Linked DNA regions of Mus musculus: regions 2 and 3 are each linked to region 1. Evidence: chromatin loops called from intact Hi-C (ENCODE). Cell type or tissue: left cerebral cortex. All regions are shown on one strand.

What was found. Peaks named below come from ENCODE experiments on the same cell type or tissue, not always from the same donor. Only the 100,000 strongest peaks of a DNase experiment are listed, where the experiment ranks them.
Region 2: a loop joins it to region 1, with 5 times the contacts of the local background. A loop is called at or near these places in 2 of 42 quality-filtered maps.
Region 3: a loop joins it to region 1, with 4 times the contacts of the local background. A loop is called at or near these places in 6 of 42 quality-filtered maps.

Annotation. Positions count from the first base shown.
Region 1 is chr4:153,476,557-153,484,556 of GRCm38, reverse strand. Ajap1 (adherens junction associated protein 1) reads left to right here and starts at 1,727. Exons shown (of 6, transcript NM_001099299.1): 1 at 1,727-2,428. The coding sequence starts at 2,400. In left cerebral cortex, a CTCF peak has its summit at 3,416; DNase peaks (open chromatin) are centred at 6,053, 6,285, 6,411, 7,331 and 13 more places; H3K4me3 peaks cover 5,221 bases; H3K27ac peaks cover 6,705 bases.
Region 2 is chr4:153,370,086-153,378,085 of GRCm38, reverse strand. Ajap1 (adherens junction associated protein 1) reads left to right here. Exons shown (of 6, transcript NM_001099299.1): 6 at 3,769-4,865. Among named protein-coding and RNA genes, the nearest start is that of Ajap1, 110 kb to the left of the region's middle. In left cerebral cortex, no CTCF peak of the experiment used is centred here; DNase peaks (open chromatin) are centred at 3,663, 4,025 and 4,765.
Region 3 is chr4:153,414,666-153,422,665 of GRCm38, reverse strand. All of the region lies in intron 2 of Ajap1 (adherens junction associated protein 1), which reads left to right. Among named protein-coding and RNA genes, the nearest start is that of Ajap1, 64 kb to the left of the region's middle. In left cerebral cortex, a CTCF peak has its summit at 4,455 (motif pointing left); DNase peaks (open chromatin) are centred at 4,567, 5,315 and 6,395; H3K27ac peaks cover 709 bases.

The DNA.
Region 1 (8,000 bases):
TGCTCCGTCCGCTAGGACTTCCCTGCCTCCTTACTTTGTAAGATCATCTCCCTCCAACCCCCAGGACCAGGGCTCTGCGGGAAGAGGACCCAGAAGTGACCAGGCATTCAAAGCGCTGAGTCACCTGGGTGTCTCTCTGGACGACAGACTGGCACACAGCTAGTCGCAGCTGCACGTGCGCTGGGCCAACTCATTTAGTCCTAATTAAAACCTCCTGAGGGAAAGCACCGGAAACGGGTCTTGTAAGATGAGAAAGCCAAGAGTCGGAGAGGTTGCGTAATAGACATAGGACCCCAAGACAGTAGCACCCCATACCTAACTTCAGTCTCTTGCAACCATGCTACCTTGCTCCCAGATACTTTCTTTAGGGCCTGAGAGGGAAAACAGAACCATGTTGTCCTGTCCAGCCTGGGTGGGGAGAATCTCTGGCTGCCAAAAACCTTGGACTGGAGGCTCAGGGAAAAGGACCTGCCTGGGTGCACAGTGAATCCCAGGAAGACTGGCTCCTCCCCCCCCCCCAGCAACCCTCCCAGGGAGGCCTCACCCTCTCTCTCCTGAGGGGGGCAACTGCTGGGCTGAAGTCACTTGCTTGCAGCACCCTGGCAAGTCCCCAGTTGCCTCTCTTTACCTTCCCGGCTCTGACTCTAAAGTCCAAGCAGGAAGACCGCAGACTGAAGCTCATTTCTAAGGCCCCTGGCTTTGCATTTCTTCCCCACTATGTGTGGAGCTGAGAGCTGGCTTTTGTTCCTACAGTTCCTCAGGGACTAGGCAGCTAAGGCCTCCGTGGGATCCTCTGCCTTTATGTCACTCCTTTCAGTGAAAGGGGACCACAGAAAGCCTGTCTTTCACTAACCGGACATGCAGACACAACTAACCAGGTAGGCACCAGGGAGTGCTGGGTGGGAGAGTGGGCAAGATGTCTGGGAGTGCCAGGTTCAGAACTCCCTGGCTCTGCGAAGACAGCAGATGCCATAAAACCAAGAAGGAGGGGGAACTGCGCTGGAGACTGAATAACCGGGCAGAAGCATGCTCCAACCAAAGGCTGAAACTTCATCTGCCTGGAGAGAGGCCAGGCCCAGGCAGTGGGGAGACTCCCCAGGAGGACCCTCCCCAGCCTCTCGCATCGCCTGCGCCGTGCAGCTCCGCAGGAGGAAACTTTTCGCACAGCCTCAGCTCCCCAGTCCCATGAGAACCTCCTCTCCCCAAATCAGCCCTCTGCGTTCAATGGGCGTACTTAGAACAGGGTCCGAACCTCTTAACTGCTTCGCATGCCATCTGGTTACCGTGGCAACACCATCCGGCGGCGCCGGGCGGTCCAATCGGAGCCTGCGGCCTCTTTCGAGCCTTTCCCAAGGTGGAGACCCGGACGCGGCCAGGGATGGGGAAGGGGTGGGCCCGGTTCTTCTCTCTGGCGCCGCCCAGGCCACTCAGAGCCCAGGTCGCCAGTCCAGCTCCAGCGAGGTGGGCTGGCAAGCTAAGCCGACCGGCCGGGTTGGGGGCTCCGACTCCAGGTTGAGGGGCGGGGAAGGAGGGTGACGTGAGCCGGGCCCGGCGGGCGGAGTTGGGACCCGTTCGCGGAGGCGGGGGCAAGCGCTTCTGGAGGCAGACGCGCAGAGGGAGGCGGCCGAGCGGCGCGGGCGGCTCTGCGGAGGGCGCGGTGGGCGCGGGCGGCGGGGCCCGGGATCCCCGCGCGCCTCCTCCGCGCGGCGGCGCCGCCGCGCGTCCCCACGCCCCGCGCTCCACGCTTCTTCGCCCCGCGCCTCCCCTGCCCGCCTTCTGGCAGTCTCCGGGCCGCGGCTGTCTGCAGAGCGAGCGCTTAGACGGAGCTCTCCAGCAACTTGATCGGTGTCAGAACCTGGGACAGAGGCCCCTCGACCCGGCGGCGCGTGGAGGCGACCCGCGTGGGCCAGAGGGGCGATCTTCTCAACCCCCGGGCAACACCGATCACAGCCTCGCAGCTCCGGCTGCAGGCTAGATCCTCGCACGGCTTGCGGAGCCGCCCGCTTCGCTACTCGTCGCCCCGGAGGACGAAGCCCCGCTCCTCGGACCCTCGCGGCCGGCGACAGACCCGGAGTGCGCCCGCCTCGCTGCCGCCCGCGCCGTGTGGCCTGCGGTGGGGGCCCCGCGCCCCGAGAGCCGGCGGGAGGATGTGCGTCCCCGCGGGCCGGCCCGCCTGAGCCATGCGCCCCCTCGGCGGCGGCGCGCCGGCCGGCATGGAGCCCCGCGCGGCCGCGCTCTGACTCGCTGTGCGCCCCGCGGCCGGCGGGCGGCGGGCGGCGGGTGGCGGCGGCGGCCCGAAGCCGAAGAGCGGCGCCACGGGACCGGAGCGAGCGGGCGCGGGCGCCGCGCAGATGGCTGGGGCAAGCAAGGTCTGAGGCTGGGTTCCCTGAAACGTGACCATGTGGATCCAACAGCTTTTAGGACTCAGGTGAGCGACCCGGCTGGAGGCAGGGTGCATGGGGGGGTGGTGCGTGGGCGCTAGGCTGGGCTGCTGCTCACTGTTGCAAACCGAGGCACGGCTTCTCGCCTCCCCGAGGCGGCCCGCGTGGTGCACCCGAAGCCACGGAGCGCGGCCGCCTGCTGGTCCCTGAGGCCGGACAGAGAGAGGCAGGGAGCGGCCGTTCTCCTACGCTCCGCGAGTCGAGTGGGGTCGAGGTAGGGGCGCTTGCCCCAGTAACCTGGCAGCGGGGCTGGCCGGCGCGCCCGCTGCCCAGGGCGCCAGCAGCGCAGTGTCCTGGCCGGCGGCCCCGGCGCGGCTCCTCTCCGGAGCCCGGCGCGAGTTGCGGGCCATTGGGCGCGGTGGACTCGGGGGCCGGGGCTGACGCTGGATCTGCCAGGGAGAGCCACCGGCCCTCCCAGTTCTCGAGCAGCTTTGCCGTGGAGTTGGAGAAGCCCAGAACCCTACAGCCGCTCCGTCAGCCCTTCTCTCCGTTCCTAGGGCCCCTGGGCCCCTGAACTGAAGTGTAGTAGGAGCACAGCTGCCGACCCAGCTGCTTTGGGGTGACCTCCGGGCAGAAGGTCGCACGCAGCTGGCAGACAGCTGGGTCTGGAGAGCTTTTGGATTCTGGGGAAGCGACAACAGGCAACTGCCTCTAAGCACCTCTCACAGGCACACAGGGCTTGTCTGTGTCCGGGACCTTCCGGGCCAGTAGGAACTCAAGCCCAGTGCGGTTATGGGGCGGACCAGAAAGACCCTTCTCTGCAAACTTTGCCCACCTACCGAGTCGCTCAAGCTTCTCTGGATCCTGCCTTGGGGTCCCCAGAACGCAGTTGCCCCCTTTACAGAGCACAGTGTCTACTACCCTTGCCTTCATGTAAGGGGGTCTCTGGCCAGAGCTGCTGCGCCTGGGTCGGGATTTGGGACCCAGGTTGAACATCACAAATGGAAGCTGAGAAAGGCTGCTTGCGCTTCTAGTGTTTGTCCACTGGGATGCACTGCGCTCCCGTGTTGAGGATACAAGGGGTCGGTGGCTGCTGGAGCAGACTGCCTCAGTCACCCACCCCCACCAGCATGAAGCTGGGGAGAAAGTGGGGCCAAAGGAGGGAGGAACATGCGCGCGACCTGATTTTGAGAAGTCTGAAGGAGACTGGCATGAGAGTGTTTTCTAGCTGTCCTTGATTTGCGAGTGGTTCTGGCGCCCAGGAATACATGCTGGTCAGCATCATCTAGGGAAGACTGTCACGTCATTACTGGCATCCCCTTTCCTGGTGGCTGGGTTTGTTTGCGCTGTGGACTTTAAGAGGTTAATAATCGGGCCGATCTGCGATCTGCTCTGTGTGGGGCACCGGCTGGGCCTGAATCTTTCAGTGGGCTGTGCTAAGATTTAGGTTCCCGCAATTCTGGGGTGTGGACCAAACTAACCAAGGACATCTTTTCTGACATGAGCCTGATCTAGATGCCCTGTCTGTCTGTCTGTCTGTCTGTCTGTCTGTCTCCCCTTCTGCTTCCGACTGTCCCAGGGCTCAGCTAGATCCCAAGGCTTCCAGAGCAACCCAGTGGGATTCCTTCCCTGCCCAGAGGCAGCTTGAGCTCCTAGATGCAGCAGTCTGGCACTTGCTTGCCAGTGGCAACTTACCTGCACAAGTTGTTAGGTTGAAAGGGCAGTGCATTTTGATAATAGGGAGAGAACAAATGCCAGGCAGAGAAACCTCCTTTGGGGCTCAAAATTCACAGTTACCACAGAACAAGAATAACTGTGCAGGGACATGGCCAGACTTCCAGACATGGCTCTGTTACTGATTTTGAAGTTTGGCCTTTTAGGATCCCTCCCTGCCAGATGCTAGTGTGCGTGATCTTCTACACATATACCCCAGAGGAAGGGCGGCTACTCTCTGCAGTTCTAATAGGAAAGCTAGCCCTGTGTTTGTATCAGAGGATCGAGACGGCTTTGTTTCCTCTGGACGGGGCACACGGAGCCCAAGCCTAGGAGTTACACTTCTCCCTTGTAGCTCTTCATCCTTGCTTGCTAACTGCTCCCCACTGCACTATGGATGAGCACTGGGCATCTTGCTGTCAGGCTTTGAGCTTGGTTAGGACAGGTACCACCTCCAGCAGAGGTGGCAGAAGGCATCTCATTCTGCTTGGGGAAAGGAAGCTCCCTGTACGCCGAGGGAGGGGCTTCCTTGCTCCCACTCTGACCCAGGCTTGGTTACATCTGCGGTAGTTGAGCTGAGCTGTACACTGAGCCTCACTGCTTTAGGAGCAAAGGCAGACAGAGTTGGGCTTGCTTAGCTGTTGGGTTCTAAAGCAAAGGCAGACAGAGTTGGGCTTGCTTAGCTGTTGGGTCTCTGAGCACTCAAGGCGGGGGAGGGGGGGGCGAGGGATGGAGAGCAGGGGGAGGGAGAGCAGCGGCGGGGGAGGGGGTGCTTACTCAGCAGGCAACCCAGGTCCCCAGATCTGGCTGGCTCTGGTAGCCCATTGCCTCTGAGTCTGACCTGAGGAGACCATGACCTCTTGGGGTTGTGTGGAGTAGCTGGGAACAGGCACCCGAAGCTTTTGCTAGATTCTGTTTAGGATCAGGTAGACAGTCAAAGACTCAACCCTGGCTATGTTCCTCAGAGCCATTCCTGTCTCTTAACACCGAGCAAGCGAGCAAGCGAGCTTTCTTTCAGCATCCCTTCTGCTAGGGAGGCCCTGAGTACGTTAAGAACACAATTCACAGTTTTCTCAAGCCTTTCCAGTGTGTGCTGTGTTGTGTCTGGGCTTCCCGGCAGGGATCCACAGGGCTGCTGTCACCAGCCCCAGCATAAAGTCCCCCAGCAGCTGGGGCTGTGCAGCCAGGCTTTAGTGGATGGAGTCAATGCTTTGTCCGCAAACACTGGGCACCGGGTGAATGCTGGCTCGCTCTCATTTCCAGCTGCTGTTACTAAATTGATTGCAACTGGAATCCATCTAGGGTCAGAGGCCATGATACTCATCTGGACAATAACGACGGACTAAACGGTAAATTTGGAAGGTAGTGGAACGCTTCCAGCAACATGGGCGCACCCCACCCCTCACTTTCATCCTTGGGCCAAATGGAGGAGTTGGTAGTAGACGCCCCCTCCCTGCCTGTCTCTGTTCATTTATTTATTCCTCTGCTTCTTTGCCTTGGAGGAAGAACAAGAGCTCACAGCTCACAAGCAGCTCCAAGCTTCTCCCTGAGATGTCTACCTCTGGTCCCTCGAGATCAGAGGTAGCTGGTTAGCTTGTTCAGTCCTCTGTGTGTCTGGATCCTCCTAGGCTGGGGTCACTTAGGGGTTAGTTCCCCCCAATGACAATTTCTGACCCCCAACAAAAGCAGGGTGTTTGCCAGGCATTGCCCTGAGCATTCTTTGGGAAGTAAACGGATGTTCAGCACGTTATGGGAGCCTGAGTTCCCATACAGCCTATGGATTTGCAGCCCCAAGCTGTGGGTCTCTTGAGCCTGGGGCTTTTCTTTAGGGGTTACGAGAGAGTCACATGGTTGTGATACACAGTTGCTGGGTTTGCTTCAAAGGGTTACAAGTCAGTAGAGACCAAATTGATGTAAAGATTAGCTCAGAAAGCCAAATATATCCTTGATCTAGATTCCTGCGTTTGAAGTCTGGCTGGAGAGGGTTTTGCTTGCCTCCTGCCTGGCAGACCTAGGGGGAGACAGGCTAGGGGTTTGTGAGTCCAGAGCAGTGGAGTGCAAACCAGGCTTATTCCTCCTCAAAGACCCCTTCCAGGAATTCAAAGGGGCTGGTGACTCATGAAGTGCTAGTGGGGAGCTGTTGTTATGTAACTCAGCTAAGCTGCCTGGAGTATCAGTCAGGCCACAGTGTGCCCCTGTCAGAGCCCACCCGTGTCAGGGGGGAGGGTCAGACCAGCTGTAGGGATTGGTCCATTTGCTGAGAACGCTCACCATGGCGGCAAACTGCACCCCAGCCAACGTCACACAGGAGTATGTGATGTTTCTTCAGGGTAGGCCATGAGGGCCTACTTGGGGATCCCTAGTAAGCTGAGAATGGTCCCCTACGTTCATTGGAGCAGGGTGGTAGTGACCAAGCTGTGGGCAGATGGCCTGATTTAAGTGGGGCAGGCAGGTGCGGGAGATAGCTTGAAGGCGCTTCTGGCCCCTCACTTTTTACAAAAGGATCCAAGGATGATGGAAAGAGCCATAAATCAAATTCTCTGGGTCTGTGGGGTCCCCCAAATTCTCTGGGTACCAGGGAAGAGGCCAGAGCGGAGAGTAGTGTTTGAAATTGTAATTTGTGAGAGTCAGGTCCTGTGCCCCTCCCACCCCTCTCCTCTCCCTTCTCCCACTCCTCCTTCCTGGGTCCAGGGCTTGTGAAGGGAAGAGAAACATGGCTGTGCCCCACAGAAGGCCACTTCTCCCTCCTTTATCCCCTCCATTCCACTAAAGAGTTGGGTACAGAGCTGGGATTCGCCTGCTCAGATGTCATCTGTCACTTTTGCCTCTCTTGCTGGCTTGACAATCTTCTTGGTCTGCTCATTGTCCTTTGTCAGATGTTTTCTTTGGGACTGACCTAGAAGGGATAGGGTCTGCACCCTCTGGGTTCCCTTCCCCATCCTGTTGTTAGCCTTCTGGGCGATTGCTTGGGCATGGTCCCGAGTCTGGCTATCTGCTATTTCAGGGTGTCATCTCTGCTCCTGCTTGCATTTGCCCCAGGGGCTGCTGGGAAGGCGAAGGGGCAGGGGCATGCACCTTGCTGTGGGGACTGTATGCAGTGGGGAGGGAGGTAATGCCATGTAGTGACACACACATAAGCATCTTGGATTGTGCTGGAGGGGATGCCCAGGGTCCACAGGCTGACGGTCCTCATTGCTTCCTGGGAAGACCACATGGGAAAAGCCTGTGCGAGCTTAACTGTGTCAGCATGGCACAGTGCCCCTGTTTTATCAAGTCCTGCTTTTGTGCTTCCACTGAAATCCAGGAGAGAGTTTCCAGCCTTAGGCTCAGGCGTTCTCCTGCTCCAAATAGATGTCGCTGCTTCAACCTGGCTTATTGGGGGTGAATCATATCACTGGATTTTTTACCATTAGAGATTCACTCCTTTGGCTTAAAGGTTTTTTCTCCTCCCAATTAGAATACAGACATGCTCGCAAAAAACAATCCCTCCTAGTCCTTTCTTTCATGATCGGTTCAGAATGCTGAGAGGCAGTACTAAGTATTTGGAGAAAGGGTGGTTGTGGGGGAGAAGAAAGCAGTGAGGTGGTGTCTGTCTGTCTGGCAGTGGGGTTGGGGGGCAAGTGCCATTGAGTGAGGAGGGGGAGTCCCGAGGAACGAAGGGGAGCCCCAAGGGGCAGGGTGGGCAAAGGCATTGTCTGGTGTAGCAGTCTGCAGGTGCCTCTTGTCTTTCATTGTCTGCAGCTTGGGCCAAGTGTTTTTCTGCCCTCTAAGAACATAGATCCTTGCTGGTCTAGCTCTCCTGAAGATAGATTTGTGATCAGTGTATGTATGTATGTATGTCTGTGGGTGCAAAAGAGGCTGGGGGCTGGGGCATCAGTTAATGAGCTTTGGCCAGTACACACCCAA
Region 2 (8,000 bases), 110 kb after region 1:
CTGCATCCTTCCCCTGGGCCTGTGGTCTTTCTCCAACTCAGGGCCAAGAGGCTCCTGCACTGAGCCTCTGCAGCCAGAGACCCCACCCCTCCACTGTAAGCCAGAACTAGAGAACAGCAGGGCTGAGAGCTCAGGGCAGGTTTCTCATCTCTCCTCCCTCCCTGACCTGAGGCTGGGATGATGCCCTGACATTGTCTGGAATCTCCTCTACTCTCTGCAGAAAGCCAGTGCTGCTGTTACAATGGCCATCTCACCACTGTCTTGGTCTCCCAGTGACCCTGCCCTGTGGGCTTGGAGGAGAGTTCCTTTTCTGTGTGGTTCCATATAATCACTTAACAAAGGATGGCCCCTGTCACCGGGCTCTACCATCCAGCCTGAGGTGACCCCCATCGCAGACCTGTACTCAGGGAGGGTCCTGTTGCCAGGGAAATGCTATGCATGCCTGGCTGAAAATTCCAGGAAACTCTCTTACACCCGGGAAGCAAGACAGATAGAAATTGAGGGTATGTCTGCATAGAGGAGAGAGGGAGGGACACGGTGGAGGGAAGGTAGGTGGGAGGAGCCAGCATGGAGAACATAGAAGTATCTAGAAGGCTGGTAGGGAGTGGGTAGGGCTGTCCCTTCAGCCTTGCTTTGTTTAAGTTCAGGATCAAGGGTCAGCCTCCTCCTTGGGAGCCTCTCTCCTGAAGGTGAAGCCTCCCTATGATTTACAGCCAACTTTAGAGGCAGGTTTGGCAGAGCTTGCCTCGGTTCCCAGCACTCAGGACGCTGCAGCAGGCCAGGCGTGTTGCAATAACAATATTGCAACAATAACAATAATGTACAGCTTCTGCCCAGACTAGGCTGGATAGAGAAACACTGTCTCAAAAAAGGGGGGAGGGGGAGACAGAGACAGAGGCAGAGAGACAGAGAGAAGAGGGAGACCTAAGTCACCCTGATTATACCAACCTAGGCTACCAGGCCAGCCTTTAGTGAACCTGTTTAAAACGAGTATATAATTGTAGAAAAATAGACCTAATAAAAATATCAATTAACTTTGCTGTCTCTCTGTGTGTCTCTGTCTCTCTTTCTGTCTCTCTGTCTGTCTCTGTCTGTCTGTCTGTCTTTCTCTCTCTCTCTGTATGTGTGTGTGGTGTGGTGTTTATGTGCATGTGTAGTGTGTTGTTAGTAGCTATGTGTTTCTGTGGTTGTATGCTTGTGGAGGCCAGAGGTCAATGTTGGATGTCTTCCTCTGTCAATTGCTACCATATTTTTTTGAGACAGAGACCCTCACTGACCCGAGCACACCAATTCTGCTAGGCTGGCAGGCCAGTATCCTTACTGGGGACCCAGGGATCCTCCTGCCTCTGTCTCCCCAGCACAGGGATTATAGACCCACACTGCAGTGCCCATCTTGTATGTGGCTCTGTGGATCCAAGCTTGTGTCTTCACGCTCACACAGCAGGTCCTTCAGCCACTGAGACCTTACTCTTAACCCTTCTTCAGTGTTAACTGTATCAGCAGCATTACTTGTGTCAGACTGTTCCCAGGAAAACTTCCCACTGGATACTAGCAGCCCCCCTGGCCTTGGCATCCCTACTGACTGTACAAACGCACACTCTAGCCACCCCCACCATCTGCCTGTTTAAATGCACAACCTGGGTCCCCCACATGAGTGGATTCGCAGAGTACTTTTTTTTTTTAAATTTCCACAAAGTTCAAATGAAAATGCGCACCCAAGATGGCTCTTGCTGTCTTAAATTACTTCTCTGTTTGAAACCCTTTTCCTATTGATCCCTGAATATGGAGATATAGCTCAGGGAATATTCCACCAACAGGAGCTGTGTGCTGACATGACCCGAGGTCCCCATTCTTTTCGAAAGGTTGACTGAGGTCTGCAGTAGATCGATAACCCCACAGAAGCATTGTGGATGCTTCAACTTAGGCCTCATAGAGTAGCCCAATAGGCACCTCTTGGAGATGGCAGGCTAGACAGAGGGTTGTACAAGGGGCTTCTGTTGTCCATTCTGGGACCATAGGGAAGGGGCTAGCACCTCAGTCCTCTTCTCCGCCTCACTGGAGAGACAAGTGTGGGGCTCTTGGAGCAAACAGGGGTCCTCACAGCCCCACCCACAAATCCAGGATGAAACCTTCATGTGTCTCCTGGAAAGGTCAGTGCTCAAAGTCTACCACTGTTGAGTCAGGAGAAAGGGTATCCCACCGGAGTCTCCTGGGAGAGTTGAGTCCCATACCCATGCTTCCTGCAGCTATGGGGACTCTTCACCCAGCTCCCAGGCCAGCTTGCTTCCAGGGCTGTATGTCCCTAGAAGGTTCGAAACTCTCTGTGACGGATCTTCCAGTTTGGCCATTCTCTGGGCCTGGGACCTGCGGGGCAGCACCAGCACTCATGTCACATCGTGTCACCTTCGTTGAGGGTCCCGAGAGCCCTGGCTTCTTGGCTTGTGTCATCTACAGGTGTGGAGGAAGTCCCCTTTCTGCTTGAGAGTCTTAGAGGCCTGTAGTTGTGGGATGGGTGTTTCTAGTGAGAGCCCTGAGGGGCAATGGAAGCCCACACACATTGCCCCAGAACTCACACAGCACTCAGCAAGATCGCTTATGGCTGCGATGTAATAATACATCCTCATGTCCAGGGACTCTCACTGGCTGGAACTCTGGGCTGCCACTTACTGCTGCTCACACACAGACAGGTTTGGGTGCCTTTTCCTGACCAGGCTGCTGAAGGATGCTGCAGTCACTGGCCGCTCCTGCACATAACCAGGTCCCCTTTCTCTCTTGGGGGGACTCAGGATCTAGAAGTCTGTCCTGAGTCTTGGTCCAAGTGAACTTGTAGGTGGTGGTGGATGGAAAGGGACCCCATAGGCTCCTTCCTGTGTTATAGGTGCAGCAAGCAAATCTCTGCCGTCCACGGGTTAGAGAGGGAGGAGGAACATGGAGGGAGTATTAGCCAGTGGCAGGCATGCTTGGGTGATGTGTTCCTGAGGAGGCAGCTCAACATTGCCTCCCCAGCAGCTCGACTGCTCCTGTGGTGAACTCAGACCACCACAGAGTCTATGTCTTTAACGCTGAAAAGGATTTCAGCGCTGGCTGGTGTCCTAAGCTGAGTTGGGAGTTTTGTTAAAGATTCCTGAACTCAGTATTGACAGTGAAAAGAAATACTGAGAAGAAGTCAAGACACTCACCGGAGTGTGGGTTTGGGCTTCTCAAAGAACGAGTCGTATTTCAACTAGAAGGCTGTAGATCGGCATTTGGCAGCTTTTGGGGGATTTTGGTACGCAACATGTTTCTGGGACCCCACTGTCCTCTGCCTGTGTTTCTTTCATTGATAATAAGGCGACGGCTTGGCTCCACGGGTGCCTGGGATGAGATTACTATCTAGTCAGCTCAAACCAGGAGCTGCTGGGGTTGCACAGGGCCTTTAGAACATGCCCTTCCCCTGTACCGTCTCGGGTAAGACGCCTAGAACATGTAGACGCATGCCTGGGAGAATGAAGGCCTTAAGGGTGGGTAATTTGCTAGTGAGAGACTTCAGTCAGATGCCAGGGAAGCAGCTCTTTTTCCTGTGTTCCTCAGGCTTTCTGTATTTTCCTCTCCTGCCACGAGTCCAGCTTTTCTCGGTAGGCTCTGCACACAGGGCTGAAGCCTTCCATCATGGTCCCACCAATCCTTGGCAACCACCGGAGTGGGTATATTTGGGCTTTGTGTGGGCAGTGAGCCTCCCTGTGCCCCAGGGGCTGCTGCTATTTACTCTCTTCCTTTCTGCCTCCACAGGATTCCGTTGGTGAACTTGTACAAACAAAACAACAAAACAAAACAAAAAAATTATAAAACCTAAACCTAAACTATCTAAGGGGAGGGTCCCGCACCCGCTGCTTCTGTTTGCCCGCGGGAACTCAGCTGAGCAGGACACCCAAGGCCAAATCTATTTTTGTAAAATTGCTCGTGCCTAGGGGCGCTCCCGTCTCCCAGAGTTTTCTCCGGAGAGCAGAAAGAAGACACGCAAGAAGCGGACTGGAGACGGCAGAGAATGCCATGCAGAGAAGGACAGGAGACAGCTCCCGACGCCTGGGACTCGCACCACGATTCTGAACCTGTGCCAATAATACCACTATGTGCCATGTAATGACCCGGAAGCTCGGCAGGAGCCGAGCCCAGCGAACCACGTGGAGAGATCTTAACAGAGGACAGGGGTGGGGATCACTTCCGGTAGAGTCACTATTTCTGGTTAATATACATATATAAATATATAAATACCAACACACAGACACACACACTTTTTTTGTACTGTAGCAATTTTTGAAGATCTTCAATGTTCCTTTTTAAAAAGAAAAAGAAAAAAAGAATTGTGTTCTAGTCACAAAACTTGATTTATTTAACATGCTTAGTATGAACAGAAATAAACCTGTGTTTTGTACTTTGGCAAATCACATCACACGCAGCACACACACACATGCACCCGCACCCGCACCCGCACATACAAACATACAAGCATTTATATGCATATATTGGAGAAGCCGTTCTGCAGGTCGTCCAGGGAGACAGCCTCAACCCAGAGGACGAGCCCTTACGTGACAACTTCCATCCGTCAGACACTTGCCGAACGGTACTCATGTGTGGCTTTATCACTTGGGCCAGAATTAAGAATGCTGTGGTTTTCTCTCTGTGTTCACACACACGGTCAGTGCTGCATTTCTTCATTTAACTGTCTGAGGATGCTAACAGCCACACGCGCTCACGCAGCCGACTGCCAACGAGTGAGCCTGAGAACCAGGTTGGGTGGGTGGCAGATTCTCGAACATTTGTGTCATACAAGCATAGACTGAACTAAAGAGATTTTACAGTTCCATAATTAAAGGAATATATCCGTACACGGTGTGTGCTTGTGTCGGGGATGCACTCAGGAGCCCAGGAGAGATCCAAACTCAATGATTCTGTGTGTGCCCAGCTCTGGTGGCTCCTGTGGGCCATGCTCTGGTACAAACTTTCTCCTCCTCCTATTGCCGAACAGATGCTGGGCTTTTTCTTGGGTCAAGTGTGACCAGGAAGGTTGGAGAAACGGGGGGCACAGTGATGTTTGTTATTAAGATGCTACATTGGGACTTCTGTTGGGTCATAGACAGAATGTCTCCTAGAAAACCCGCATCATACTCCCTGGTTTGGAATTACTGCCGTGCCCAAGGTAGGCATCTCCCTGCAACCCATCTCCGTAGGATCCCAGTAGCAGGTGCTGGGAGGGGCCTGTGGACCTGTTTCACACTCTTCAAAATTGTGTGTGTGTGTGTGCACTGCCTGTATGTATGTATGTATGTATATGTGTGTTGTCTGTCTGTCTGTGTGTATATATAAGTATGTATGTGTGTGTTGCTTGTGTGTGTGTGTGTGTGTGTGTGTGTGTGTGTGTGTGTGTGTACCATGTGCAGACAGTAGCCATGGAACCAGAGTTACAGATGTTTGTGAGCCTCTCTGTGAGTACTGGGAATCAAACCTGCTTCCCTGGAAGAGCAGCCAGGGCTCTGAATGGCTAAGCCACCGACAGACCCACAGCCTGACACTCCTGTGCATTACAGACCAGGGGCTAGGTCAGGTGCAGGGGATCTTCTTCAGAGAATGTGTTTTCTCGGCATGGCCCAGATAGGAGTCAGTAGCAGCAGGAGAATGCAGGAAAGACTGCAGACAAGGTGAAAGGTTGAGGACAGACAGACAAACACTTGCTTCTTCCCAAGGACTCTGTCCTCTGGAATCGACCTGATGCGAAATGTGCTTGGTGGAGCTAGCTTTCGTATGTCCCTGGGCAAGTGAAAAGGGTCCGATGGTGGAGGGCAACGGTGCCTTTACAATTCAGACGTGTTAAGTACTGTGTCCACAAATCACTCAAAAATTTGGAAGATGTTTCTTTTGGATTTCATTTTTATTTTTCCATCCCTGCCCCCAAAGCAAAACAATGCAAACACTTGCCACTGGCATGTTGCAGCTCCGGGGTCACAGGGTTCTCCTGCATGATGCTGAAATGTGCGTCTTCTCTGCACGTCACCTGGCTCCCGTTCCTCCCACTGGCCTCAAGCATTTCCATCAGAGGTGGGCTTTGGGGTTGTGTTAGCCCTGGGTGAGCAGGTAAGGCAGGGTTGACAGCATCCTTTAGCAGTGGGGGGCCGGTGCTCAAGCCAGGGACTTTCTGAGCTGCAGAGCAAGCCCAGTCAGTGAGGATGGTGATAGTAGCTGCAGAGTCATCTCTACCCACACTCAACATCAGCCCTAGCACAAGGTTGGACTCTGGTGTCTTGAACTCAGAGTTCCTAAGATACCAAAAGTCAGAGGGAAGGTTAGAACAACCTCTAGCCCTCATAAGCCCGTGGTAACTCCTTTGATACACCCAGAGCAGGGTCCTGGGGACCAATTAGGTAGAAGTGTATGTGCACACTGCAGAAGTGTGTGTGCATACTGCACCACAGAGCTCAGTCCAGCCCGGTCACTGCCAAAGTAAAGCAAGGCTGCCAAATCCAGGGGATACACTGATGATTTATGTTAATCTTGAGTGGCTTCCTCACCTCCTTGCCCTTAAACAGGAAGTAGATTTATGGGAGAGAAGAATATGGCCATGAGGTGTCCACTCAGCTATAGGACTGTGGGTTGAGGCCCAGCGTGTGACTCCGGTGTCTCACATATCTGGGGAGTTGAGGGACAGTACCCTGAAGTGTGAGTGGTCCCCACTCTGCCCTTCACATCTATAATCGAGCCTACTAATAAATACCCTACATCTTACTAGCACCCTTAGACACCCATCTGTCTGTCTGTGTTTTCTCTGGCTGTCTACTTTAACTGCTGTTCTTACCAAGGTAAGTCAAAGGTAATGTCCCTAAATATCCACTTGAGATGTGGATAAACCCATATATCCACTTGAGTCGTAACGTTTTAGCTTCACACCGTTACAGGCTTCCAAGTCATTTGGCTCTTCACAGACTGCGCAGTGCCCCCTCTACAACTTTTGACGTAATTAGCATTGGCTCTCAAAAGCCATCTCTCTGCAAGGCCAATGGAATCTGTCTCTAGGTTTAGTCACTTCTAATCTCCACACATGAGGTATCACTTTGGAGTAGTTAAAACCCACAAGTGGTTACTTTTGTTTTTAAACACTAAGATGAGATTTCTCAGCAGGCCCAGGGAAACCTCCTGATCTCCTGGGCTCACCATCCTGAGATAGGTCCGAGGTAGGCCTAAGCATGTCATACCACTTACTTCAGCATGGCAAGGACACTCAGAGACAGGTATGGTGGGGTAGCTTCCTCATAGGACAAGGAGAAGGTTTCTTCCATGTGTTTCTGGTACTTCCTTCCCATCATGAGTCTAGCTACACTTCTGTCAACCCCAACTCCTCTGGAGCTCCTTGGCTCTAGGAAGTCATGTTACTGTTACTGTTGATCTTGCCTTCTTAGGTTCTTAAGCATGCCCAAATGTCTCCCAGGGGCACTGTGGCTTCTGGGAGCTTTCTCTCTGCAGGCGCTCATTGACAGTGTTCATTCATTTTCTGGTATCTTGTGAGACCATGTCCAGCTCATCAGCTTAGTCGTAAAGTGAGTACGTCTGCTACAGTCTCTATTTTGGCTCTCCAGAACTGGGGAAGCAGGGAAGGAGAGAAGGACAGGGAGAGAGGGGGGAAGGGGAAGGGGGAAGGGGGAGACAGAGAGACACAGGCTTACAGAGAGGGAGAGAGGGGGAGAGACAGACTGACAGAAAAGAGAGACATGAAAAATGTATTAAAAGAGACAGGTAGGGTTAGATCTTTTACCTTCTCCCAGGTGTCTAGGATCTTCTAAAATTCTTGGAAGACAAGATGGGGATACAGGGCTGAGGCTAGACCACAGCATTTCCACACCCAGGTTGGAAGTTCCCTGTCATTCATTCCAAACTGGCACCAAGATCCACATTTTTTTCTGTCTCCATCCATTGCCCACTACACTCTTTTATAAGGGTTAGCCTGACGCACATGAGCCCTCATGCTCCTTCCA
Region 3 (8,000 bases), 62 kb after region 1:
TTGAAATCATGTATGTGTCTGTGTATATGATGAGTTCAAGTGCCAGAGGGCCCCCAGGTCCTCTCAGGACTGGAGTTACAGGTGATTGTGAGCTAGCTGCCTGACGTGGGCACTAGAAACCAAATTCAGGTCCCCTGGAAGAGCTGTAAGTTCTTTCAAGCACTAAACCATCTCTCCAGCCTCCTCCACCTCTTGAAACAGACCTAAGACAGTGAAGGGAAGGTATGCCCCAAAGGGATGCCCCTTGTGTGCCCCACCCTCTTTCTTGGCCTCTTCCGGGTGTTGAATCCCAGCGGAAGGCCCAGCCCAGCCCAGCCCAGCCCCCTCTGTAGAGTACTACCTGTGCAGCTGTTCGCTTTGTGGCGTGGGTGACATCTGTTCCTCTGTGAGTCATCACCCCACAGCTTTCAACACTCCAGGTGCCCTTTCCCAGGCTCAGGCAGGTAAATACCAGGAGATGATAAACCCTCCCATCCCTCAGCTCAGTGAGACCGCAGAGTACAGAGGCACGCCGACAGCTGCAGATCCCCTTCCCGTCCGAGTCCGCAGAACATCTCTGGTCCCATCCACGACTCTTCCCACGATGCTGCTGGAGCTTTAGATCCCTGCCAGTTGTATTTAGGGCCTTGAGAACAAGTTCTACCTGTCATCTCACCCTGGCCTCTGCAGCAGGCAGACTGCTATCATGGACCTTAATGTCATCATATGCAACCACATTGTTATTCCTGGGAAGCGGAAAGATCGCAGTGCCACTGTTCTATGAAGAGGCTCGTTAGAAGGCCCGCCTTGCTGGCCTGACAGACATGACAGAGCTGTGTGAAGGGGCCAACAAGGAGCCCGTGGGTAGGATCTACATGCTTAGGAGTCTGTGTTACTAAGCAGACAAACACTGGAAAGCAGGGCTTTCTGCCTACGTCAGGAGGAAATGGATCCTGACCGCTCCTGGGATAAGCATGAACCAGGGTGTTAGAACCTACAAGCACCTCAGAACAGTAGGGTGTAGACCTCCCTCAGTATCTATGAACCCCTGAACAGGCAAGGCCCAAACCTCAGCCCCTACCCAGAGAGATTCCTGATCCATGTCTGTCTGTCCTGTCCAGTGCTGTCTGGTAGAGAGAGCCGGTCAGTGTGGTGAGTGGGTCTGATTGTGGTGGCTGTGTTTGGCTGACCCTGTCGCTGCCACCATTGCTTGCCCAGTGATTAGATCCTGTGGTGGTCTGAATGAAATGGACCCCCATAGGCCTACAGGGAGTGGTGCTATTAGCGGGTGTGGCCTTGCTGGAGGAAGTGGTCGCTGGGGAGTCTCAGAGATTCAAGCTTGGCTTAGTGTCAGTCTCTCTTCCTGTTGCCTGTGGAGATGTAGGGCTCTCAGCTCCTTCTCCGGCACTGTGTCTGCCTGCATGCCGTCATGCTTTCTGCCATGATAATAATGAACTAAACCTCTGAACCTGTAAGCCAGCCCGTTAAATGGTTTCCTTCATAAGAGTTGCGGTGGCCATGATGTCTCTCCCCCCAGCAGTAGAACAGTGACTAAGTGACAAGACTCAGGGACTCAGGTGGCACAAGAAACCTTTTCCCAGTGTTCCCTGCATGGCTGGAGGCCCCTCTTCATTAGGACAGAAAGAAGCCACTGCTACTCAAACTTCTCTGGAAGCTACCCAACATCCCAAAGGGCTCTTATCATTACTGGGAACCTGACTGAGGGGGGGGGGGAACAGTGGGCAGGGACAGCTACCCATAACCTTCCAGTATGATCAGGGAAGATGAGCCGAGCTGTGCTCAGTGCTGAACCCAGGTGCCACAGCTGGAAGTCCCTGCTCTGTTCTGGGACTTCGTCTTCGGCAGCAGATGGCTGGGTGCTGGGTGCTGGCACCTCAGAGCAGTGCAGGGTGTACTTGGTATAGTTACTGGCATTTCCCTAGCTAGGCCTGGGACCCTTTGCTTCTGGCATGCTGTCAGGCTGTCCTCAGCTTCCAGGATCCAATAGGAACTGTGTACACATGGCTGTCTGGGTGTCTGCTGGAATTTGGCCTTGATCACAGACCCTACATTCATCTTCCTTTATCCACTCTGGGTGAACCTTGTACCCGATACCCACAAGCAGACTTATTCAGTGTGCCTGTGGCCCACTCAGCCCTGGGTAATATGGTGCTTACTGGTATGCTTGGGAAGAGAGTCATTGAGGTGAATGCTACTGAAATTCCCTCAGAAGGTCCATTCACTAATAAACGGCTTCCTGAGCTTCCTCTCCTGAAGCATCACCTAAAATAAACAGAAAAGCACCCCAACTTCTCAGATCAGGACAAGATGCACTATCTTATCAGCAGAGGTGGGGCAGGTCAGGGAGACAGGGTAGGGTCTGCATAGGGTCTGTATTCTCCCCCGAGGACCCATCCCTCCTCACTGTTGGAGGAGAGATCCCACACAGGCAGAGATGCTGTCCGTGCACACTTCCATACTTGAGGTCCTTCTTGTCCAGCTACAGTGTCGGGTTCCCCATGATCTGCTTGAGTTGTGTTGTTTCCGGCCAGCTGGTCACATGAAGGTCTCCAGGAGGCTGGGGTTGAGGGACATCTCCCTGCAGGGGGCCCCAGCAATGGGCAGGGCTGGTTCCTTCTGAAGCTGAGGGAGACTGGGTTTCTCTTACTCTCCCACTTCTGGTATACATTCACAGGTGTTGGGGTTAATACTCCAGTTTGTGGACTCAGAGTCGGGGTGAATTTCAGTGCGTTGTACTTCCCACGGACTTGGGGATCATCTCATCATCTAGAAAGATCCCATCTCAAACTTCCCGACTTCATTCCAGCCACAGAGATAGGCCTTCCATAATGTCCCATCCACAGGTGCCAGGATCAGGACTTCAGTGTTCCTGGGTGCCAAGGTTAGCCCATGTGGTCCCCTCCTGTCACTTTGCACCCCTTGCTTAGCAACACAGAGTGCTTCTCAGAGCCATGGGTCTGTGTGACTTGATCCAGGGAAGGCTGATATTGGCTGAGGAGATGTGGTGCAGAGGGAAGGGAATTCTGTTAGAGATCTATATTGTGTGAAAAACACCTACAAACTTCTCAACCTAAGGAAAGACAAGGAAGAGCCTTCCGGGTGGGCGGGGCCTGGGGCCTCAAAGCCCAGTTTCAGCGGGAGCTCATCCAGCTAGGCCCTGGAGAGGCCACACCTCCTTCATCTCTCTTTCCTACAAACTTTAGTCATAGTGATCATGAGCTGCCCTTTCCTTCCCTGAACCGCCTCTGCCCGGAAGGCCTGCTGTGTCCCTGTTAACCGAGCAGCAGTCGCCCCATACCTGCTGCTCAGTCATGTTCCCAGCAGCCATTCAGCTCAGAACATCCAACTTCCCCAGAGGGAAAGCCAGTTGTTGATATTAGTGAGTAGCCTGCTGGAGTGAAGGAGCCCAACCCCCTGCCAAGAGCAGTCAATAACCTGGATTACCAATTATCAGTGCCTGCTGGGGCTCAGGCAGCTGGGTACCCAAAACACGAAAACAGATGCTTGCAAGCAATACTGCCTGGACTCCCTCCACACACTGCGGAGTGGTCTCACTCCCTGGATGAAACATCCGAAGCCTTCATGTCCCACCAAGCCTAAGTCTGTTGCTCCCCTCTTCCCTGTCTCCTCTTGGTCTAATTGTTTCGACTTGACCCCCAGACCTTGTAGGATGTTCAGCCTGCTGTCTCATGGGAATTCACATCGGCTCTGACTTCTTCATGAAGATACTGTGGCTGTCCATGTGGATATACAGCCCTGTTCTTCTGTGAATATGTGTCCTGAAAAAGTTGAGACTGTGAGGTCTACCTGAATAAACAGACAGGCAGGCAAAAGGGGGTTTGTGTTACCACTATGAGCAGTGCAGGGCTCCCCACTTGCAGAGAGGAGGGGGCTAGGACTCAGGTGTGCAGGTCATACAAAAAGTTTCAGAAGTGTGGTCAACATGCAGGCTGCTGTAAGAATAATGGGTTTTGACCTCTGCCCCTGCACCCATGGCACCTAGTTGGTCCTCTGAGGCAATGGCTTGCCAGCAATGTCTCTGCAGAGTTGGGACTCCACATCTGTCCCTGGTCAGTGGCATCCTGTGGTCTGTGGGGGTCATTTGTGAGCCATCTCCCCAGGGCAGCTAGGTGCATACTGGGACATACACATCTCTGTGGGCAAGACAGACTCACCTCTATTCCCTTCCCAAGGACAGCCTGAGAAAATGCAGGCTGATGGCTGGTGGCCCCTCAGGTCTGAATCTTTCCGAGGTCTCCCCACATCCCTATTCTATGATCTTCACAGGACCTTTGAATCTTTGATCCCTCCCTCCCTCCCTCCCTCCCTCCCTCCCTCCCTCCCTCCCTCCCTCTCTCTCTCTCTCTCTCTCTCTCCCCCCCCCCTGTAGTGTTCCTGTGGCACCCAGGGCAAGGTCGCCCCCTGGGGGAAGAAGGAGATATCGTCTGGGTCCTGGAATGTTTAGTCCTTGCTGGCTCGACCCTAAGCCCTCCCTCACGTGTCAGACAGCATTCCCCGAGTCTCCCGAGTTCCCAGGGACTCGTGCTTCTTAGTGAGGATTCCGGCTAGGCTCCTTGCCAGCAGCCGGCCTCTGTCCCCAGTGTGGTCCCTCCTGGAAGCACCACAGTGTTGGTGGCAGCCAGTACGGAGCTGCGCGGCAGGAGCCTTCCTGGGGGACCTGGGTGAGTTAGAGCCCAAGCCTGGCACAGTAGGGGAGGTGAACAGCCATAGAATGTCATCTCTCTGTCCCATGAGACCATGAGACCCAGCTGGGCTGGCAATACAGCAGTCACCCTGTCCCAGAGCTGTGCAGCCATGGGGCAAGGCAAAGGCTGGGACTCTGCACCTTTCAGGGAGCATACAGCAGAGGGAAGCCGGTTTGCTTTCGACCCAGTCTTAGGGCCCCTGTGCCTGAGTCTCAGAACCCTGGGCACGCAGCTCGGAAGGGGACCTAACGAGTTTCACCCTCAGTAGGGAAGCAGCCCGAGTGTCCCATTCATTGCCCTCCAGGACACTCCTCTCCCCCATGCCACTGCCCTGTGTGAGGACCCTGGACCTCACGGGGCAGGGTGGAGCCTGGTGGCCACTCCCCTCCGACCCTCTGGGGCAGGGTGGAGCCTGGTGGCCACTCCCCTCCGACCCTCCGTGTTAGGGGAGAGCCATTTTTCCCCTAGACCTGAGCAAGTGCTGGCCTTGGGATCTGCCCACATGCCGTGGTCTGTTAGACCAGAAATAGAACGGGAAGCGTTTCGCTCTGATTTCTGTGCTCATAATTCTAGGGCAAGCTGCCCTTATGAGATGTAGATCGGGGGCGCGCGCGGGGGGGGGGGGGAGTGACTGGCGTGCATAGTTGCGTGTCCTTGACAGAGCTCCAGTTAGCGGCTCTCCTAAGTGGTTACGTCTGAGTATTGACTTGTCTCAGCCCAGAGAGAGCAAGAGAACACAAGCACTTGCAGAGACTTCCTTCTCATCATGACAATTAAAATACAAATTCAGACAGATGGGCAAAGGCCTTGAACCCGCGGCTCCTGCTGAAGAACAGACACGCCTCCAGACTCCAGATCTTTGCAGATGAAAGCAAACGGACTGTGTCAAGGGTCTCGCTGGTACTCCCTGCCTTAATATCATCAGTGAGCTGCCCCATATCTTTCCAGAGTATGTGCAGATGATTCAGGAGGTAGACACGCCCCTGGTTCTGAGACGGCTGAGGGTGGTAACAGAGGCTCAGAGAGGTTAAGTGACTTCTCCTAGGTCACACAGCCTGGAAGGGCGGAGTCGGCATCCGAACTCCTGTAATTACACATTAGCCTCATCCTCTCATCAGCCTTGTAGGATAGATGGTTTTTAAAATATAATTTTACAGATCAGGAAGTGTGAGGAATCCGCTGCCTGTCCATTTTTGCCATTTGACCAGAGAGCACACTGGGTGGAGTATCCTGAATGTCAGCAGTCATTGTGGGACTCGGGAAGAGAGTGTGGGCAGGAGAGGGTGGGCCCCATGGAGGAGCTGTAGGGAGTGTGCAGCTTTGTATAGGTGGGCAGTACGGGGTAGCCCCTTCTAGCCCCGGATCTGGGCGCAGTTTCTGAGGCCAGGAGCAGCCTTGAGTTCTTGTAGAGAGAGTGCTTCGGCGGCTGTGAGCCTTTGGGTTTCCTTCTGTTTCCCAGCATGCCTTGCTGCTTCTCTAGGTTCAGGCACCATCCTCTAGGCCTGTCTGAGCTGGGTCACTGTGTCGGTCGGATTTTTATTTTTGTCAACTTGACACAAACCAGGATATATCAAGGAAGAGGAAATTGTAATTGAGGAAATGCCACAGGAGATTGTCTGTAGGCAAGTCCGTGGGATGTCTTCTTGATTGATGATTGAGGTGGGAGGGTCCAGCCCACTGTGGGTGGAGCCACCACTGAGGTAGGGGGCGGGATAAGCAGGCCGTGGGAACAATCCAGAAAGCAGCGTTCCTGCGCGCAGTCTGCTTCAATTCCTGGCTCCAGTTCCTTCCCTGACTCTTCCTCAGGGATGGACCATACTCCGAGATGAAATACAGCCCCCTTTTCACAAGCTGAATTTGGTCAGGGTGTTTATCACAGCAAGGAGAACCAGACCACAATAACGGTGGAAGCTAGCCAGCTACAACCCTCCCACCCCCACCACGAGACATCTGGGTGGAAGTGGAGAGACCTGTGTGGGGACGCTGGCCAGTGATGTGGCTGGTGTCCATCGGGAACTGGCCCTTGTAGAGGCTTCACGCAGTCTGTGCTCAGGGGGCTACACCTCTCCTCTCTGAGAAGAAGGAGCAAAGGAGAGAGGCATCCGGTTCCAGGTTCTCTCCTGCTGGGGCTCCACTCCTTGTGGAGAGGAAGGCATTTTCTATGGTGTGGATGTGATACCTGGCTGTGGGAGCAGAGTGTCGCTGGAAGACCCGGGCAAAGAAAGGTGGCCAAATGCCCTCTCCCAAAGTAATGGCTACATTTAGGCATCACCTGGCAGGGTAGAAACAGGGACGTGTGACTCCTGCCTGGGCCTGGGCTGAAGGTGGCTATGGAAAGAGTTGGCGGTGTAGTGAAGGCCGACCCTTGCCAGTAGTGTGGACATCATTTCCTGCTGGCGTCCAAGATGGAACCAGAAGCTTGAGAGGGGCCTGCTTTCCCTCTCTCCATGTCTTTCTGAGTGGGGGCTTCCCTCCCTCTCTCCCTCTGTCTTTCTGGGGGTCCATCATTTTTGTCTTGTCTGGGTCTCAGAGCTCCAGGTTATTAGGCTCTGGCTTCTGCAGCCCCCAAGTTCCCAGCTCCTGGATCTGGGCCTGAGTGGTAACCTTGGATGCCCTGGCTCTGGGGAGCCTCCCTGGGTCTCAGGCTGCAGACAGACAGCACGTGGTGGGTCCCCTCAGCCTCCATGACTCCAGCTGATTCCCTCTTGGATCTCAGGCACACACAACCTTTCTTATAGAGGCCTGAATCTGGACTTTCCCGCTTTGCAGTCACGCAAACAAAATCACCCAGCACTTTCTTATAGAAGCCGCGCTCAGTACGCTGAGTGTGGGTCCATCTTGGGCAGTTACTGCGAGGTTTGAGCCTCAGCTCTGCCAGCAGCAGGATCCCTTGCTCCCTACACTGTCCCGTGAGACTAAGATGGGCTGAGCGTGTGTCCCGGATGGGGGCTATGCAGTACGAGTACGTATCTTCCCAACTTGTGTTTACATTGGCTTGGGGTGGGCTAGAGATTGTGTAGTCCGTCTGAAGCTGGGATGCCTGGGTCCCTGTCCACATCCCATTATCCTGGCTTCTTAAAGAATCCCTGGCTAATACAGCCACTAAAGGTCAGGACAAAGAGCCCAACAAGAAGATGGATGAATGGAGGATTTGAAGATCAGATGCCCTGGAAACAAGGGAGCCGTCACTGACCGTGCTAGATGGCGTCGGGGGCACAGCTAAGGTTGAGCAGGTTCAGGTTGGGGGTTGGGGGTTGGGGGTTGGGGGTAGGGTGAAGGATAGGTCAGGGTTAG